Regions from separate parts of the Homo sapiens genome. Here region 1 is linked to region 2. The links are chromatin loops, found by intact Hi-C in ENCODE. Cell type or tissue: heart left ventricle. All regions are shown on one strand. Links, peaks and the distances in the headings refer to the core of each region. The heading gives the core; the rest is flanking DNA.

Region 1 (5,379 bases), core at 132-5,131, 52 kb after region 2:
CCTGAAATGAGCCCATGTGTTCAGCCTCTCCCTTAACCACATGGAAAGGGCAGGCGGATGACCTGCCCAAGGTTGGGAATTCTTCACACACTAAAGTCCATCACTGACATTTAGGAGAACATTTTGTTTAATAAATGCAAAATGTTCTTTAAAATTATATCCATGCTTTCATTGTCAAGGGTCTTAATGGATGTGTTTAAAGCATAAATAAATATAGTAGGCATTCTGCTTGCTTAACCTTTCTTCCTCACCCCTTCATCTCTTCATATAACATTCACTGAACATAAAACAGGACAAGTCCTGAACTCATTTCTATTCCAAGTACTAACTCAAGTCACTGGAAAGGTTTCTATTTCATTTAGATGGTACAGAGATGTCCTGCTGTTTCTGTACCATCCCCATCCCATTGTTGATATTTGATATGTCATGTTCATATCTGTTGTCTTTGTTTCCCAAAGGGTTTGTTTAGAGTCCACTGCTGAAGAAGAACTAAATGGAATCTGTCTCTGGGCAGGAAGGTAGGGAAGGCCTTTGTTTTCCCCCACAGTGGCACCGACCCAGACAACAGATGACAGAAGGAAGAGACCACAGGCAGGACAAGGCCAGCCTGGAGCAGCACCTGGCAGGACGAGGCTTAAAAGAATGAATAAGGGGTAGGCCCAAGCCCACACGTGTCATGGAGTACCATTTACAACTTTGCCCACTTGACAATGGGAATGGGGAGAGCAGAGCCTTCCAGACCATCAACAGTAGGATCAGAAAGTAGAAGAGTCTGGAAAAGCAAGACTAAGCCAGAATAATCTGGAAGAATGCAGCCCCAGTGAGAAGTTGACAGCCAAGCAAGGAGCAAGACCATCCTGTTAAGAGGCACTGAGTGGTGAAAACAGCCTTGTCATGAAACAGGGCAGATGATCATCTCGGAACGAACAGGTGCATTCAGGAAAGATAAAAATGAAAACAGGAAGATCAGGATCATTAACCGGTAAAACAATGCATGCCCCTAAAATAACAACTGACAAGGATAAAGTGGCACAGAGTGAGAATCACAAAGTAACGTGGAGCAGATTGACTCTAATAGACCTTTTCTGGCCCCAAAAGCAAAAGGTTTGGTTGGTGACATCTTAAGACACCTTAACTATAAGGTCCCTAAGTGGACAAGAGCAGGCAAGCTCTCTCATTTGGCGGGGAGGTTGGGGGGGAACAACTTTAAAACAGAACTTAACAAAATGGCTAATACTAACTCCTTGAGAATAGGATTCTTCTAGAGAAAGGCAATGGTTTGTAGGTAATGTAGCCATTCTGTCAATAGCATCAGCAACAGCACTGCCTCCTTTACAACACAGACCTCTCAGCATCACCCTCTGTGGGGCAGGAGACAGAGTGAGCAGAGGTTAGTCACATCCATGTGGGTTCTAGCTCCCCTCTACCACTCACTAGCAGTGTGACATTGCTCAAGTGACAACTTTGTGCCTCTGTTTCATCAACTATCAAATGAGAATAAAATTAGACTTACCCACCAGGGTTGCTAGGAAAACTAAGCGTTAAAGGGCAGAACCCAATCCTGAAAATTTAGCAAGTACTCAATAAGTCAAAGTTAGTCCCTGGATAAGGACCTGAAACATGAAGTAGATGCAATTCAACCAGGGTCATGCAAAGCCGGGTTCAGTGGGAAGACCACTGAGTCTGTCAGACACCTCACATTAAGCCAACAGTCATTGTGACCTACCACCATCCACTTCCCTGACTTCTCCAAGATGGTGTCAATGACACACTCTACCTGTAGACCGACTTCCTTCCCCATGCTCCAGCCAGTCCAGATACTAAGCTGAATGTACTTCAGAGCTTCAGCTTCATAAGTCAATGGAGTCTAGAATTACAGCCCACACACCTGGTATCCAGAGAGCCAGAGAAGAGCCTTGGGCACATATTTCTCCAAGACATGGGATGTGTTTCTCTGAGACATTTCCTCATCCTCCTCCTCTCTATTCCTCTTGCTCCCTCCCCTCATCCTCCTCCTCTCTATTCCTCTTACTCCCTCCCCTGTCTCTTCCCTCCTGCTCCCCCATTTAATCTCACTGTGATCCTAGCCTGCTTCACTCTCTGGCCTTGCAGCTAATTAAAACTGTGGCCCTTAGTCATTTATTTAAAGACCCCAAAAAAATGGCACAGGAGATCTAGCAATCATAAAAGCATCACTTTTCTGAGATTCTAACAGGGATAGCTCAGGAGGCCCTACACAATGTATTGGTGAATCTATTCTATTTCAGCCTACCTTGCCTGACACTGTTTATAGGGCCAGAATTTATTACCAGCCTTACGGCTTCATAAATTAGCTAGTCAGCTATTGCCACACCTCAGTATACTGTCACATCTGTGAATTTATGGCATTGTGGCTTAATGTAGCATCATTGTCATCACTTTCCAGTACCTGGAGCATTCATTTTATCCTGGAAGATAATTCGTCATGGTTATTATGAGAATACCAACATAAACAAAAGAGGAAGAAAACATGTAGGTTATGGTCTAATTGCCTGAATCAATCCCAGAAGAAAAGAAGATACTTGACAAAGTCTGCAGTCTTTGAATGAATCTTGAATGTGCTTAGTATTATTCAGACTCGAAATGCTTTGCACACTTGAATGGGAAAGTATGCAGTGAAAATCCCATTGAAACGCCACAGAACGCCAGCCAAGCTAAAGTGCTGCACTTGGTTGGAATATCTGGGCTCTGACTCCTCCGTAAATCAACATTTAAAGTGTTAGATACAGAGAGTCCATAAATCATTATTGCATTTCTTCAGCATAAGCTAGTGCCTTCAGCAAGTGTCTTCTGCTGTTTGGCTCTTTGTTCTGATCTGGTTTGATATGGCTGGTGTGGGTTTGGTTTGGTTCGTTTGTGGGGATGAAGAGGTTATGCAACAGAAAGGCGATGACTTATTCTTTTGCTCTTGCTCACATCTCCCAGGACGTAAAAACAATGCCAATTCAACCCTCCTACTCATGTATGACGGCCAAACCTGACTTCTGGCTTCTAACTGCAAAATCCCCAGCACACTCTGCAGGCCCGCAGCCAGCTCGTCTGCTTAGGAAGGAGCAATAGTGTAATTTGAACATGACCAATAAAAAAGAACAATGGTCTTACTTACTTTTACAGGTTACATTGTCTCACAGGTAAGGAATGGAATTTTTAATACATTTAAAAATAGAGATTCCTAACCAATAAAATATCCCCATCACCAAGATTTTAAGGATGCCATGAGTAGCTGGTATTATCAATGACATTTGTGTAGTGGGAAAAGCATGGATTTTGGAGAAAGAAAGATGCAGGCCTAAACGTGGACTCTATCATTCACTATTGCCCAAGGACAGGCTTTCTCTCCACCAGGCTAAATCAAGTTTCCCAGTACACAAGTGTGGTGGGGAGCAGAGTGGTTCCGCAGCAGCAGGCTGGTAAATTTAGTCCTAAAACAAGACAGGTCTAAAAATCTTGGAAAGTAGAATCTGTTTGGAAGCTCCTTCTAGACATTCTGTCAAGCACAGCCTTGTTCAGTAAGAAGGACCTTAGACATACTTTACTCATGGCTTCCCAGAAAAAAAGTGAAGGATGATGCCATCAGTTTTCAGCATTTATTGAGAGAACTCGAACTACTGGAGGATTTCAAAGATGCTTATTGGGTATCCAAGTAAGACGTCAAGTAAAATTTTGGATACAGGAATTTGAGTGTGAAGGGAAGCCCAGGAATGCAACTATCTGGGAGTCATCGGTGTAGGTGGGATTGGAAGCCATGGGATGGGATGAGATCACTTAGGAAGCAACAGACTACCCCCTTCTGTGATAAATAAATTCCAGCAGATTAGTGTAGATTATTGTCCCCAACTCTTATGTCCTACCTCCTTTCATGCAGCTCCACATGTCATCTTGTGACTTGTGCTTGCCTGGCAGTAGAGAGCGCACTTTCCTCTCCAGGAACCTTGGGCTTGGCCAGGTGTCTTGCTTTGACCAGTAAAAGTGAGCAAAAGTGAAAGTGTGTCCGTTCCAGGTGGCAACTTGAAGAGGAATCATGCATTTCTGCTTGCCCCTTGCCATCTCCCCGCTGCCATGAGAGCAGCATGCCTCAGAGAGCTGCTGTCCCTTCAACCTGGGACCCAGAATAAAAGACACAGGGACCTCCATTAGGCCCAGCTGAGTCCGACAGAGCTCCAGGGACCTGAAGTCCTCTGAGTGACAAACAAGTGGTTGCTGTTACAAATTACTGAGACTTTTGGAGGCCATCATTTGCTACTGCAGCAAAAGCTGACTAATACAAAAATAAAACCCATCTCTTCTGGCAGATCCCCCCAGAAAGGAGGGTTAGTCTCCCTCATAGATATCAGGCCACCAAGCCTAAGAGAGTTCCAGATGGCTATGCAAGTTCAGCCCAAGGCAATATACAAAAATGCTCCGAGTTTACCACTGGAATTTCCAGAGTCTACTTAGATGCTCCCCTGAGTCCCCACTCATGCCTTTCCAGCAATGAAAACCTGCTCCGAAGAAAAAATGGCTGACATCGAGATGACTCTGAGTACACAAGGTGCGAAGTTACAGGAGACAGAGGCTCTCTCGGATCTCCAGGTAAACACACGCAGCTGCTCAGGAAGGCAGCCTGATCCAGGAGCCTGCAGGAGCCTGAGTCCTACCCAGATGGTCAGGTGCAGCCCCAGCTGTCCCAGGACATGCACGGGAGGAAAGGTGACCACGTGCTGTCAGATAGCAGCTCAGGCACCACTGTGCAGTGCACAACCACACAGGCCTTCATTCAGCAGGGGACTAGATTTGTACTCTTTTTAGCCAAATGTGGGCCTTCTCATGCTCCACGTGTAAACGTAACTCACCAAACAGGGCCCCTGCTGCTTTCCGGGCCAAGTCAGTGGAGAGGACTGAAGGCCGGCTCACAGCTAGGAAAGCAGGGCTCTGCCGCGCCGAGGGAATGGGTCCCAGGTCTCTTTCAACATCAGTAGGTAACACACACACTCACAGCACACACCACACACCACACACACTACATGCTCATACATATCACACACACACACACACCCCCCACACATGACATACACACCACACCATACACATACATGCCACACACACATGCTCATACATACCACACACACCACACACACACCACACATCACATACACACCATACCACGCACATACACACCACGCACACATGCTCATATGTACCACACACACCACACACAATCACACACACACGTCACATACACACCATATCACACACATACACATCACACGTCACATACACACCACACATTACATACACACCATACCACACACATACACACCACACACACCACATGCTCATAAATACCACACCACACACACC
Region 2 (5,379 bases), core at 133-5,132:
CTACAACACAGCCTCACCAGCATGCCTCCAACTCACATCCTGCAGCTTTAACCTCACTCCACGCCAGCCCCCAGTCTCCTTGCCGTTACTTGAAAGTGCCAGGAGAGCTCCTGCCAAAGGGCCTTTGCACATGCTGTTCCCTCTCTCTGCAATACTCTTCCCCGTGTGATCATACGGCTCATGCTCCCACTCCCTTCGGGTCTCAGCTTGAATGTCACCTCCTCCCTATGACCTTCCCTAACCTTTCGTGTAAAATTCTACCTCTCCCTTCCTCAGTCTCTTGCTTCTCCTGCTTTGTTCTGGAGAATACCAACCAGCACCACCTGATTTGTAACTATTCCCTTGAGCACATTCTATCTCAGCCACGGGAATGGAAGCTTCATGCAGGCGGGGACATCATCTGTTCAGTTCATGCTGTAGCCCAGCAATTCTGAATGATTAGATTGAAATTGGATCCAAAAATATCACAAATGAGATAACGTAACTTGTTGATAAGTGTGTGAAGAGTATGAAGAGATGATCAAGCTCACAAGTTTCCAAGTGCTAACATCTATAAAACTCCATTGTCACCCATCAAATCAGCAAAGATTAAAAACCACAATAGAATGTGATAAAATAGTGCTCTCAGATACTTCCTGGAGAAGTATAGATGGGCAGAATTGGGTGATCTGGTATCAATGATCATTCTTTCATACCAATACACCATGGGATTTTGCGATCAGAAGGTAAAGAAGACACAGAAGGAAAAGAAGGTGAAGATTAAACCAGCAAAAACCCATAATAAGTAGGACTTCTTCCTATTCATTAGTAAGAAAGAGTTGGGTGTCCCCATGGGAAAATGCTAATTTAGTGTCCTGAACCACTGTACCCTCCAATTCCTGCTTCCCCCACAACAGTGGCCCCACACTGAGTCCTACAACGAGGATAATGATCCTCAACCCCCAATTGCACAGACAGGGCTAAGTCAGAGACAGTGATGCCAACCTTGCTGATGTCTCTAAAACACTCAACTACTGGGGGCTAACCCTAAGCAAAATTATTGACTCCGATTCCTAAGTTAATTTCCTATAAGGTGGAAGAAGCAACAAGTGTCACTTCTCTTCTGGGCTCTATGACACCAAATAGTGGAGCCGAAGAGACTTGCTGATGTTTTGAAACCCAAGGCCAAATAATGCTCTCTAAACCCTTAGAGGTGTGACTAGGATATTCACAGAAGCCACGCAAAAGACAGCAGCCTTCAATGAAGAAACAAAGAAACAAAAAACATGGTTCCTTTTATAAATATTTATCGATTATCTAAGGCTAGGTTAATTGTTGATAACTATCAATTATCTGAGCAAGATACGCAGAAACACTTCAGGTGCTTGAACTGCAGCATCCTGGGCTCCAACCCAAACTTACTGGAGAAGAAGCTTTAGATACCAGGAATCTGCATTTTAACCAACTCCTCAGGGAAACTGCCCCAGAGGGGGTCTAGGCTAACCATGCGCAACTTCCACCCATTCTCCTGGGAAGTGATTGTGAATCTCCTCCAAACCCCTCTTACACTTCCTGATTAAGTTGGTGCCCCCTACTGAATGTCAGCCTCACTGAATCTTAACGAGGAATCGCCAGACTGGGGGGGGGATTGTGCAGCATGTCTGGGGAACACTTCACTACTTCACTAAACCCTGCTGCACACATGCTGAACACCGTTCCAAAGGCTACAGGAACTGAGCACCGCATTGGAATCTGGCCCTGGAGGGTGCCCAGCATGGCGACCCTGAGGGGTGCAGGAACCCAGTGAGAAGGAGAAACAGAAGGTACAGTCCAGCTCGAGACCACGCACATAAAGAAATCTGTAGGCAGGGTCTCTATTATTGTGCCATATTAAATATCTTGATATTTTAAAGCAATATTATTTTTCTGATTATAAAAGTACTCATTGTAGAAATTTTAATTGTGCCATCATCCTGCAGAAAAATGAAAGTACAAAAAACGAAAAAGCAGCTATACACGGCCACAAAGTCACAGGGCTCATCGGGATGTGCTAACCAGGCTGGAAACTGATCAAAGCTGATTTATTGAGAAAAAATAGGCAGCATATCAAAGACTTACATCAGCTTCATAGTAGACAGACTTTGGGGGCGGGGGAACTCTGTCTCTTTTGAGTATATTCTCAAAAGGATAAACTTTCACCTTCCTGTGAAGCACAGTTACTATAAATCAGATTTGCAAACTGTGAGAAATGCTTACAACTCAATGAGTCTTTTGTCAGCCAGTGGGGGCTCCATCGTGAAATCCACCCTTCGCCATAGCGATGGGATAAATCATCACCAGCCCCGAGACATCGCCTAATCCCTTCCTCGCAAGGCAGATTCGGGCGCTTTCTGCATCTGCTTCGTGTTATTGAAAAGAGCTCGGCTCATCTGCTGGGCTCTCAGGCTTCACAGTGACCTCGCACAGAACGCTGCTACTTCTGAAACTGTTTTAGACTCTTCCGTCTATGAAACAGACACAGAGTTTAAGTTTAGCGTCTTTTATGGTCAGAAATATTTAGCGTTACTTCCAGAGCGGCAGCCGTGGAACAATGTGGGAAAGAAGTGCTTCAGTTCACTTCTTGGGAAGTACTGACCCTGGGTCAATTTAATTTTTTCCGTAAGATTTCCCCTTCTTACTTTTCTCCTTCCACTGCTATATGTAACAGTATCTCCCCTTCCACTGCTATATGTAACAGTATCTCCCCTTCCACTGCTATATGCACCAGTATGCTAGTATACAACATTATAGATTAATAATATGCTATATTGTTTAAAAATATTAATGTTATATAATTAACATGGTGTGCATATTATTATATTGACAATACGTAATGTGATGTGATAATAAGTCTCACTGAGTGCCAGGCACCGCTTTGAATGCTCTAAACTCATTAGCTAATTTATTCCTCGTGATTCTATGGGGTAGATGCACTATTTCATTCCCATTTTACAGCTGAGGAAACTGAGGCAGCTAGTAACAGGTGGAGCCAAGCTTCACACTGAGATCATCTGGCCCCAGCACACTCATAAAAATGAGCAAAAGTATAAAAGCCAAAGGGAAAAGGAAGCCAAGGGGTGAAAATCCTAATTACAAACAAATCCTGGGTAAGCTGGGTTTTTAGTCCTTCCCCACATGTGAACAGCAACTAGAAACCTGAACAGTGACTTTGTTTCCCCTGTCATCCATTGTTGGTGCCTGATCCTCACACAAAATCTTACGGAGCAGTATCTAGTGATTAGCTTAGCTGAATTGAGCCTGGACACCCTTCATGAGCTGGAGGACAGAGGACGTGTCGATGGAGGGTCCAACTTCAGGCATCTGTACTCGCCTGCTACAGGTGAGTGGACCTATGAACCCCCAGCCTCATCAAGCACCCGAGGGTCACCTGCCTGCTTCACCTGGAAGAGACAGCAAGGTGTGATCCCAGGAAGATCCTCTGCCAGGAGGCTTACAGGCAGAAGCAGCGGCTGCTGAACATAGATGCTGTCGGCAGGACACAGGGGTGATAGGGGGTGAGCCAGTGGAGCAGGTGAAGGTGCAGACTACAGGCAGCCCCCCTGAGATCCTGCCCAGACCCCAGCAGCAGCTCCCCTGTCCCTCTCTAGCAGCTTCGCTGTGCCCGAAGTGTTTGAGAACAGGTGACCCATGCCCTGAGTGGCAGATGCTGTGTCTTTTTGATCCCTTCTCTCCCTCCCCCCCCACCCCCAGTGGGGTACATGGAAGGTTTGCTAAATGTTTGTTGAATGAATAAACGAGCCCAAGTCAGAAGCAGTCTCCAAATCATTCCTCATCGCAAAAGGGTGCGGTGGAAAAACTCACAAAGCCAAGGCAGGAGGACACACTCAACTTGGAAACGGCCCGTGCCCAGCTTTGGAACAGGCACAGCCTGAGCTTCAAGGAAGTCACTTGACCAGCAGTAGCTCCCACCTTTCCTTGCAGCTAGAACAGCATCAGACCAAGTGATCTCTAATGTGATGATTTGCTAAAGTACAATGAGTTTTACAACTAGAAAGTACCTTCCTCTCAAGACTGACTTCACTATGAGCCACCTAATTTTTCCTCTCTCTTCTTTTGGTATTTTTGTTGCAAATAGTACACACAAAACAGGATATATAATCTATTTGTGCAATTTAAAGAATAAGAAGCAAACACCTTTGCAGGTACTCCCTAGTCCACAACAGTCAGCCCCAGGACCTCAGAAGCCCCTTATGCCTTTCCCCTAAAACTCTCCCCTCCCTGACAAGGTAATTCCAATGCTGAGTTATGTGGTTTTTTTTCCTTATTTTTCTTTTCAACACATATTACGTTTCTCTGAATAATATGCTTTTTAATGTTGCCTCTTTTTAATCTTTATTTGTGGAATCATATTGTATGTAATCTGTGACTTTTTTCTACTCACATATGAGAACCATCCACACTGATACATGGCTACAGATAGACACTTGGAGTTTATTTTTCACTGCTGTATAGTACTCCATTGGTGGAGTACAATAGGTTTATGTATCCACTTTTCTGTAGATGGACACTTGGGTTGTTCTGTTTTTGCTCATACATACCTCCTGGTGCTCAGGTACAAGGGAATACAGACCCAGGGTGAGACTGCTGGATCACAGGCTAGGCACATCTTCAGCTTTACTAGGTAACACCAAGCCAATACAAAAGTGCTTGTACAAACTCATGCTCCTGCCAGCATGGAGGACCCACTGTGCCACATAAAAACATCACTGTTATTAACTTGTTTTATTTGCATATGATTATTTTTTCCCTTATCCCCAACCACTTCTCAAAGCAACTAGCCAGCATGTGCCACACAGGCAAGCACCCACTCCAATGTGATCTATATGGTTAGGTATGTATGTACCCTGGAAAACCCTGTGATGTTGCTTGAGGAGTATATAACTTTTTTATGTATGTAAGTAGCATGTGCTACAAAGCGCGTTCTGTTTTCTGTATTTTTCACTCCACTCAGTGTTTTGTAAAACATGCTCATGTTGCTCCATAGGTATCAGAGACAGGATGATGTTTTATCTTTAAGATGGGTACGCCACCCTCATTTTATAGATCACAGTGATAGCTCACAATTGTTTAGTACTCAGTGGGGTCTAAATGTACTAACTCGTTTAATCTCCCACGAACCCTGCAAAACAGATGCTTCCGTTTCATATAAAATGAGACCAAGGCACAAAGAAACTAAGGAACTTGTACAAAATCACCAAGTTAGTAAACATCAGAGCAGGATTTGAATTGAGCCAGAATGTGTTCTTATCCACGACATGAAACTGGATAAGAATGCAAAGCTCAGAGAATTTTCATGACTAGCATCTCTGGGATTCACAGCTGGCGACCACGGAGCAGAAC

What was found. Peaks named below come from ENCODE experiments on the same cell type or tissue, not always from the same donor. Only the 100,000 strongest peaks of a DNase experiment are listed, where the experiment ranks them.
Region 1: a loop joins it to region 2, with 4 times the contacts of the local background. A loop is called at or near these places in 1 of 110 quality-filtered maps.

The regions. Positions count from the first base shown.
Region 1 is chr21:38,617,363-38,622,741 of GRCh38, forward strand. It overlaps a transcript of ERG not described here. Among named protein-coding and RNA genes, the nearest start is that of ERG, 120 kb to the left of the region's middle. In heart left ventricle, for the core only: no CTCF peak of the experiment used is centred there; a DNase peak (open chromatin) is centred at 3,065.
Region 2 is chr21:38,565,457-38,570,835 of GRCh38, forward strand. It overlaps a transcript of ERG not described here. Among named protein-coding and RNA genes, the nearest start is that of ERG, 70 kb to the left of the region's middle. In heart left ventricle, for the core only: no CTCF peak of the experiment used is centred there; no DNase peak of the experiment used is centred there; H3K4me3 peaks cover 884 bases; H3K27me3 peaks cover 1,439 bases.